2 separate regions of the Homo sapiens genome follow, and region 2 is linked to region 1. Evidence: chromatin loops called from intact Hi-C (ENCODE). Cell type or tissue: Caco-2. All regions are shown on one strand. Links, peaks and the distances in the headings refer to the core of each region. The heading gives the core; the rest is flanking DNA.

Evidence for each region. Hi-C counts contacts between places; a loop is a spot of excess contacts. Peaks named below come from ENCODE experiments on the same cell type or tissue, not always from the same donor. Only the 100,000 strongest peaks of a DNase experiment are listed, where the experiment ranks them.
Region 2: it touches region 1 in a loop (9-fold over the local background); 1 of 110 quality-filtered maps calls a loop at or near these places.

The regions. Positions count from the first base shown.
Region 1 is chr9:15,016,537-15,020,932 of GRCh38, reverse strand. It overlaps the pseudogene LOC389705. Among named protein-coding and RNA genes, the nearest start is that of FREM1, 110 kb to the right of the region's middle. In Caco-2, for the core only: no CTCF peak of the experiment used is centred there; a DNase peak (open chromatin) is centred at 2,462.
Region 2 is chr9:15,133,317-15,137,712 of GRCh38, reverse strand. No RefSeq gene overlaps it. Among named protein-coding and RNA genes, the nearest start is that of TTC39B, 170 kb to the left of the region's middle. In Caco-2, for the core only: a CTCF peak has its summit at 2,350 (motif pointing right); a DNase peak (open chromatin) is centred at 2,362; H3K4me3 peaks cover 256 bases.

The DNA.
Region 1 (4,396 bases), core at 294-4,293:
GTTTTTTAATTGTCTACCCATACCCTTATATAAAAAAGAGTAAGTACCTCAAATATATTTTAAGGAGACGGCTGACAGTAAGTTGGAGGACTACTGGCTAGTCAAGAAGTTATTTGAGTAAATCAAGCCAATCTTACAAAATGTGGAGGTTTAACTAGATGACTTGGGGGCTTTTCTACCTTTAACTTCTTAGAAAGGGGAAAAAAGTTTATACGCTCCTCAGCCCCATCCATGAAGTTAGCTATTCTGCATTTCATGGTCTGCCCTCTACTTTTTTTTTTTTGAGATGGATTCTTGCTTTTGCTGCCCAGGCTGGAGTGCAATGGCGCAATCTCGGCTCACTGCAACCTCTACCTCCTGGGTTCAGGCGATTCTCCTGCCTCAGCTTCCCAAGTAGCTGGGATTATAGGCATGCGCCACCACGCTTAGCTAATTTTGCATATTTAGTAGAGATGGGGTTTCACGATGTTGGCCAGGCTGGTCACAAACTCCAAACCTCAGGTGATCTGCCCACCTTGGCCTCCCAAAGTGCTGGGATTACAGGCGTGAGCCACTGCGCCTGGCCCTGCCCTCTACTTTTAAGGTGAAGGGCATATCATCAGGTTTAAGGAAAATCTGGATCTAGTAAAACACAGCTATCCACAGATTCATACTAAAAATCCAGTGAAATCATTTGCAATGAAAAACTTTAAAATCTAAATTAATGGCATACTGATTGTTATCTTACACTAATGCTATATACTATGTATCAATATACTAGGCTATATTAGTAAATGACAGAGTCAAGAGAAGATTTAAAATAATATACCTAATGGGATAACTGGACTACTTGCTGGGAGTCACCTGGAGATACTACCCAAAATGCAGTTTGGGTAGGTTGGGGTCAGGCACCCTGGAAGAGTGCTGATATCATTGTCATGAGTTTCCTTCTGTTCCCCCCCTCACCCACCATAAACCCAATCCTTAAAGCTATAGCTATTAACTCAAGACTCAGAAGAAATATTCTTAGTTGCCCATATGATAAATATCGAAACAGGACTCTGTAAGGATGGTCTAGTTAGCCACAGGAATTAGACAGTGGCTTCCTGTGACATATCAGAGGGTGACTTTAGTTGTCTTCCAAAATGTGATTAGGGTTACCATTTAGATGATTTGACTGCCAATTGCTTGCACATTAAAGAAGGAAAACCAGGCAGAAGAACCTTATAAACATTTTTAGTAAATGTTTATTTTTTTGTATTCCTTAAAAACAAAACAAAAATTACAAGTTTAATACTAGTCCTTTGAAATATTATACACCAAACAAACCACCTTACTCATGCAGCAAATTGGTCTATGTTCTCTTTTCTTCTGTTTGCCAGATGATCCTTCATAATTTCTGCAAACAGATTCCTCTTCAACAGATTATATGCAAGAGGTAAAAGCTGGCCAGCAACTTTATGAAAATACTGAAAAATAAAAATATAACATTAAGCAGATAACATAGCAGATATCCTAATAAGTAGCAAAAAATATATAAACAAAGCACTTGTTTAACAAAGGCTACTTCCAAAATCATTTTAGCTATACCCTCAAGTGATTAGGGAACACAATTTAGGGACAGGCACCTGGCATTCAAAGAGGCAATCTTGTTGCTCTAAAAGACTAAAGGCATTCCTTGAAAATAAAGAAAATCAAGTTAAATTTGAGTTTCCTTATTCCCCTAAGTTTAATCAACTTTTTCTCACCCCAAACTATGCCCATAATGCTTTTTATTCTCTCCAGTGTATTCCCAGTCAAAAGTTTTATTTTCCTTCATTGATTAGGTAAGAATAGCTAAGCCGAAAGTGGGTTTTCAGGCCATATTCCCTTTATCCTCAAATTCCTTCTCTCCCCCATCCCCAACAGGTACTGCCTCCCAATCCCTGTTAAGAGTCACTGCCTTAGGTTTATCAAAAGATTTTAGATTACTGCTGTTATCTACATATACCACCTTTTTGTTGATCATAATAAACATTTAGCCCTTAACATGTGGTTAAGTACTGTGCTAAACCTTTTTATAACTCTTACATGTTATTTCATTCTCACAACAATCAAGTTTGCTACTCACTGGTTCACATCTTATGGCTCTACTTATTTATGGCTAGGGCCTCTCTAGCAGGTCAAGCACTACTCGGATTGGTTAATGACTGTCATTGTGGCTGTTAAACATTTTGAATATTTTTACTGATAACTATCTATGAGGTGGGCAAAGAAAAGTAGTATAATATTGTTTATAGCAGGGTTCTCAAAATGTACACCCCTGAGCAGGAGCATCAACTTCACTTGTTGGAAATGCAAATTCTCAGGACCCACCCTGTAACTCAGTCAAACTTGGGGAGGGTGGGGAGAGCGCCAGTGTATGTTTGGACAAGCCCTCCTGATGACTCTGATCATGATAAAGCTGGAGAGCTACTGGTTTAGTCTTGCTCCTCCCAGTGTCGTCTGTAGAGCAGCAGCATTACCGTCACCTGGGAGCATGACAGGTATGCAGTCTCAGATCGCATTCCGGACCTACCGATAGAGTGCACTTTAACAATGTCTGCAGGTGAGTCACATGCATTTTACAGTTTGGGAATTACTGCACTGATTTAGGCACTGACTCTGGAACCAGACTACTTGTGTGAACCTAGGCAAGATGATTTGCCTCTCTGTGACTTGGTTACAGAGTAGGTTAAATGAGAATTAAATGATCTGTGGATGGGTATACACTTGTACAGGTAAAGAAACAGAAACAAAGGTGTTGGAAAGCTTGCCCAATCCTACACACTAGAGAAGATGTGATTTACAACCAGTTTAGCCCCATAAGCATGTCATGCCGGCTACACCTTATAGTCTCTTTGACCTTCAGCCAGCTATGGTTGAGTAAGCACTGGTTTAGCTATTAAGTAAAATTTTCTTATTTAATGAGCAATTAGTTAATGGTAAAACAGCATCTCTTATAAAGGTTAAATAATTTAAAGTATATTTTTCATCTAAGAATTCAAGCACAATAACAAATACCCCCACCACAGTCGAAATGAAATGGAGCCTAAGGTGTATGCACACACCCCCATACTTAGCCCCAAATGTATACACACAGCAAGAAGGCATATCCCTATAATGTGTCTAATACATAAATTCACTTTAATATAAGCCTGAATGCAAATAATCTTGGCTATTCACCTTTGCTAGAATGTAAGATGAATTTCACAGGTTTTTAGGACATCTGCTTTTAAAAAAAATCACTTCAAAAAGTTCATTTTGAAATACAAGCTGAATCCCTATCTTACCTCTGCTGGAATTTGGGGGTATAAATGTGCATGTATTCATGTGTGTATGTGTCAGGGGGAGAGGAGGGAGGTGTGGTGGGGGGTGGCAAGTGGAGGTTTTTTTTTTTTTACTCACATGTGAGCCATAGCAAAAGAGGTCCATTCCCAACTCAAGCCCCATACCATAATCACATTCATCATTAGCAAACTGCACAAAAGTCATCATTTCCTGAATGGGAGCAAAAGCTTTTCGTCTCTCATCATCACTTGCAGCCTCAACTATTGTCTTGCAAATTCTCTTGAGGTCAGCTGAAAGAAATCAATAATATAGAAGATTATCTACACAGTTAGAAAATGAATCAGTCTTCAGAGGTAAAGAAACTACAAAGAGGGTTTTTCCTCCTAAGACTTTTTGTACTAGTACAACTTGTGCCACCTCGGGTAGTAATCTGCAGCACTGTAATTTAGAATGGCAATTTGGTAATTTTTCTACATAGGATTCAAGCTTAAAAATGGCTTAAAGATTTCTTAGCGACTATTTCACAGGATTTAGTCTTTTTTAAAAATTTTTAAATTTTATTTATTTATTTATTTATTTTTTTGAGATGGAGTCTCGCTGTCTCCAGGCTGGAGTGCAGAGGCGCAATCTTGGCTCACTGCAACCTCTGCCTCCCGGGTTCAAGGGATTTTCCTGCTTCAGCCTCCCAAGCAGCTGGGATTACAGGTGCGTACCACCATTTTCAGGGGATTTTTGTATTTTTAGTAGAGACAGGGTTTCACCATGTTGGCCAGGATGGCCTTGATCTCTTGACCTCATGATCCACCCTCCTCGGCCTCCCAAAGTGCTGGGATTACAGGCATGAGCCACCGCGCCCGGCTACAGTCATGATTTTTTTTGAAAGTCTATTCCATGGTGGCAATCATGATTTTACATAAGCTTTAAAGATTCAGCAGACAGGTCCAGGAATTGGCAAACTTGGGCCAAACCTGGCTCACCCCATTTTTAACTACCCTCAAACTAAATATTTTTTCATTTTTAAATGGTTGAAAAATAAAACAAGAATGTGATAGATTATGTAGCCCACAAAGTGTAAAACATTTACTATCTGGCCCTACATAGAAAGTTT
Region 2 (4,396 bases), core at 283-4,282, 120 kb before region 1:
AGCTCAAGCTCTCCTCCACCTTGGCCTCCCAAAGTGCTGGGATTGTGGGCATGAGCCACCACACCCAGCCCATATTTCTTAAAGTGTGGTTTGAAATTTAAAAAAAAAACAAAAAAAGGAAAAAAAACAGTCTTCATGTTCAATACCAGGTTTAGTAAATTATATGTTCATAATAGATATTATGCAATTATTATAAATAATATAGAATATTTAACAGCAGAAAAATGGCGATGATATTTTAAGTGGTAAAAGTGACTCCAAATCAGACTTTATGGGATGATTCACTTTTTGTAAAGATAGATAAATGTGTGTTTATGTATCTGCAATGCCTATAAGGGGGACTTGTTAGAATCAATTAAACACTGAGACTCAAGACTATCAGAGGATGCATTTGGCCCAGGCTGCCGTGGAAGGTGTCAGACAGGAACCACAGTGCATCTACAGGGCAGCATCAGGCATTCCTTTTCAGTGTGAGTTCTTGTGCCAGTACAGATGTGGTACAAGGAGAGGCAAAACACATTAGGCAGGCACATGGCTTGGAGGCCTCAAACTTCACAGTGGCTAAACACTTTTTTTAACAACTTAATAGTGTAACTGCTCAGTGGGTTCACCTTGCCAGCTGCCTAGACAGGGCCGATTTATCAAGACAGGGGAATTGCAATAGAGAAAGAGTAACTCACACAGAGACGGTGGTGCGGGAGACTGGACTTTTATTATTACTCAAATCAGTCTCCCCAGGCATTTGGGGATCAGAGTTTGTAAGGACAACTTGGTGGTTGGGGGGCAAGCCAGTGAGCCGGGAGTGCTGATTGGTCAGGTCAGAGGTGAAATCATAGGGAGTCGAGCTGTCTTCTTGTGCTGAGTCAGTTCCTGGGTGGGAGGCACAAGATCAGATGAGCCAGTTTATTGGTCCAGGTGGTGTCACCTGATCCTTCAAGTGCTGGGTCTGCAAAACATCTCAAGCACTGCTCTTAGGAGCAGCTTAGGTAGTGTCAGAATCTTGTAGCCTCCAGCTGCATGACTCCTAAACCGAAATTTCTAATCTTGTGGCTAATTTCTTAGTCCTGCGAAGGCGGTCTAGTCCCCAGGCAAGAAGGAGATTTTCCCTGGGAAAAGCCTGTTATCATCTTTGTTTTAAACTATAAACTATAAACAGGTTCCTCTCAAAGTTAATTCAGCCTATGCCCAGGAATGAACAAGGACAGCTTGGTGGTTAGAAGCAAAATGGAGTTGGTTAGTCCAGATGCAATTTACCAACCAAGGGTCATCTTTATCATTAATCAATGCTGCTTAGTATCACAGTTGATGTTCTACTTGTTAAGCAGTGAAGTACTGAGGTACTTTGTAGGCTTTGGTGTCCTGGGGGGCAGGGTTGGGGCTCCAATACTGACAGATCTTGGGGTAGCCATGGCTGCTGTAGCTCTGAGTGCTGGGAGGAGGGTGGTTGCCCAGGGTGCAGGTTACCTGTAAAGTTCTCATCTCAATCTTTACTCTGAAGTTTCCTTTGAGGCAATTTCCAAAGAGTCAAGAGGTGTGCAGTCCGGGCGCGGTGGCTCATGCCTGTAATCCCAGCACTTCGGGAGGCCGAGGCAGGCGAATCACGAGGTCGGGAGTTCAAGACCAGCCTGGCCAACACGGTGAAACCCCGTCTCTACTAAAAATACAAAAATTAGCTGGGCGTGGTGGCGGGCTCCTGTAATCCCAGCTATTCGGGTGGCTGAGGCAGGAGAATGGCTTGAACCCGGGAGGCGGAGGCGGAGGTTGCAGTGAGCCGAGATCCTGCCGCTGCACTGCAGACTCCAGCCTGGGCGACAGTGCGAGACCCTGTCAAAAAAAAAAAAAAAAAAAAAAAAAAGGTGTGCAATCCATGCAGTAATTTCTAACTGAGCTGTTTCCCTATTCCGTTGGTTCTGAATTAAGGGTCGTTTACCGAGGCCTTAATAGAAGTCCTAATTCATCAATCGAAGGCCCTCAGTATCTAATCGCATTTCCCGTAAGTTCCATTGCAGACGATCTTCTACAGCCAGTGACATCTGCTTTCTGGACCCTGTCATTATGGTGGCTTTTCTCTCTGCGGTGTCTGAGCCCCAAATGCTTCCACTTTGTATAAAACCCTCACTCCTTTGCCAAACCCTAAGACTCCTTAAGGCACAGTTAAGTACCTGCTCTACACAAAGCCTTCCAGACTCACCCCTCCCGTACCCGTAGCTGTGCCCTGCCAGGTCGGTTCATACCCCCTTTCTGAATTCTTTGGCGTGGAAACTCCTCGTGCTCCCAGGATTACCAACTGCTTTTTCCTTACTCCCCTAGCATTCTTTCCCCGTGAAGCCAGCTGTAGTACTGCATGTTCTTCAGTAGGTGGCAACCTTCACAAACAGAATTCAGGCGATTTTGTTGCTTAGCTTGTCAACAGGATAGAGCCCCTAACGAGAGGCGCTGATACCCAGAGCAGCTACCGCTGCTGAGCTTATTCACTAATTAGAAACATTTGCTTTCTTGGAGGCACAGAAACGTTCCTACTATTATTCTGTTTTGTGAGGGAAAGCAGTCTGAGCTGTTATTTAAGTGACTCCGTTTCCCAGCCACCTTGTGTGTAGAAGATCAGAAGATATCAAAGCAATGCTCCTCTTTGTATTTTTCCCCTCAAAGAATTGGGAGAAATCAAGATTTAAAAAAAATTTGAGTATGTGGTTTTTTCTTTTTACAAGATGATAATAATGTAAACTTTTTGTATGGAGTTTGTTATTGTTGTTGTTGTTTTGAGACAGGGTCTCACTCTGTTGCCCAGGCTAGAGTGTAGTGGCGTGATCTCAGCTCACTGCAACCTCTGCCTCCCAGGCTCAGCGATCCTCCCACTTCAGCCTCCCGAGTACCGGGGATTACAGGCGTGCACCACCACATTCGGCTAATTTTTGTATTTTTAGTAGAGACGGGGTTTCACTATTTTGCCCAGGCTGGTCTCGAACTCCTGGCCTCAAGTGATCCGCCTACCTTGGTCTCCCAAAGTGCCGGGATTACAGGCTTGAGCCATCATGCCCAGCCTTGTATGGGGTTTTTATCATTAACAATAGTGAGAAGGAGAGAATTTAAAAAACAAAAAAACCCAAAAAACAAAAAACCCAAGGCTAGACTGCTAATTGAAAACAAAGGTATATGAACAATTAGGTATATTATTCAGAATTCTGTCCTTTAAAAAAAATATTTGAGAATTGGCTGTGTTCTGACATGGAGAAGTTGGCACATAACATGGATACATTTGGCATACAGACATTTCTGGAATACATTTTCTGGAGTGATGACACAGGCATTATTGTACTTGAGATTACTCTTTCTCCGAGTTCACATCTTTTTTTTTTTTTAAGTCGGAGTTTCACTCTTGTTGCACAGGATGGAGTGCAATGGCGCGATATTGGCTCACCGCAACCTCTGCCTCCCAGGTTCAAATGATTCTCCTGCCTCAGCCTCCTGAGTAGCTAGGATTACAGGCATCTGCCACCACACCCAGCTAATTTTGTATTTTTAGTAGACATGGGGTTTCTCCATATTGGCCGTGCTGGTCTAGAATTCCCAGCCTCAGGTGATCTGCCCGCCTCGGCCTCCCAAAGTGCTGGGATTACAGGCATGAGCCACTGCGCCCGGTCCCGAGTTCACATCTTAATTATTTGTTGCCACTTCCTAAGGCATCTTGCTTGGAAAATTAGTGCACTCCTTTTCTTGTGTCCTTCCAGAACTTTGGGTCACCAGTGTGCATTTTACTTGTGGGAAATTTTCCTTGGATCATGCAACCCTTAATAAATATTACTTTTCCCTCAAATCATCTTCAAGTGTAATATAAAAAAAAGAGACTGAATTTTAGCAAGCAAATAGAAATATCTACTTCTAAATAGACACTGTGCTCTTCAAAGAAATCTCTGTGGGGTACCAGGCATTTCTTTTAATAATGATTTGGTGACTCAAAACATTTCCAAACTCCTCTTTTGGTCTTATTTCAGTGCTTGTTGCAATGGGACAAGGTCCGTTCTGGGGCCATTCCATGAATCCTCAGTTCTGTGTATGCTTTTGCATTCTCGTGCTCTTCAGGTGGCATTTATCATGTGAGCTTTGTATCATCCCAGGAGTAACAAATGCCTAATATCCTCTTGTTTACCCTCTCTCAGGATGGTTTTCTAGTATTCTCTCATTTGTACCTTCTATATAGAAGAATGTATTCCCTAAAGCGTTGGTATCTTACCTGAAAATGAATAATTCCTGTTGGACTCACCTACCTCCAAGGCCAGACATCTTCAGGATTAGAAACATAGTTTCTAATTTACACAACAAAATAATGTTTTTCATCACTGTAATCTCTCCCTATTCTTAATTTTGCCATCCTTTCAATGGAAATGTCATATTTTAT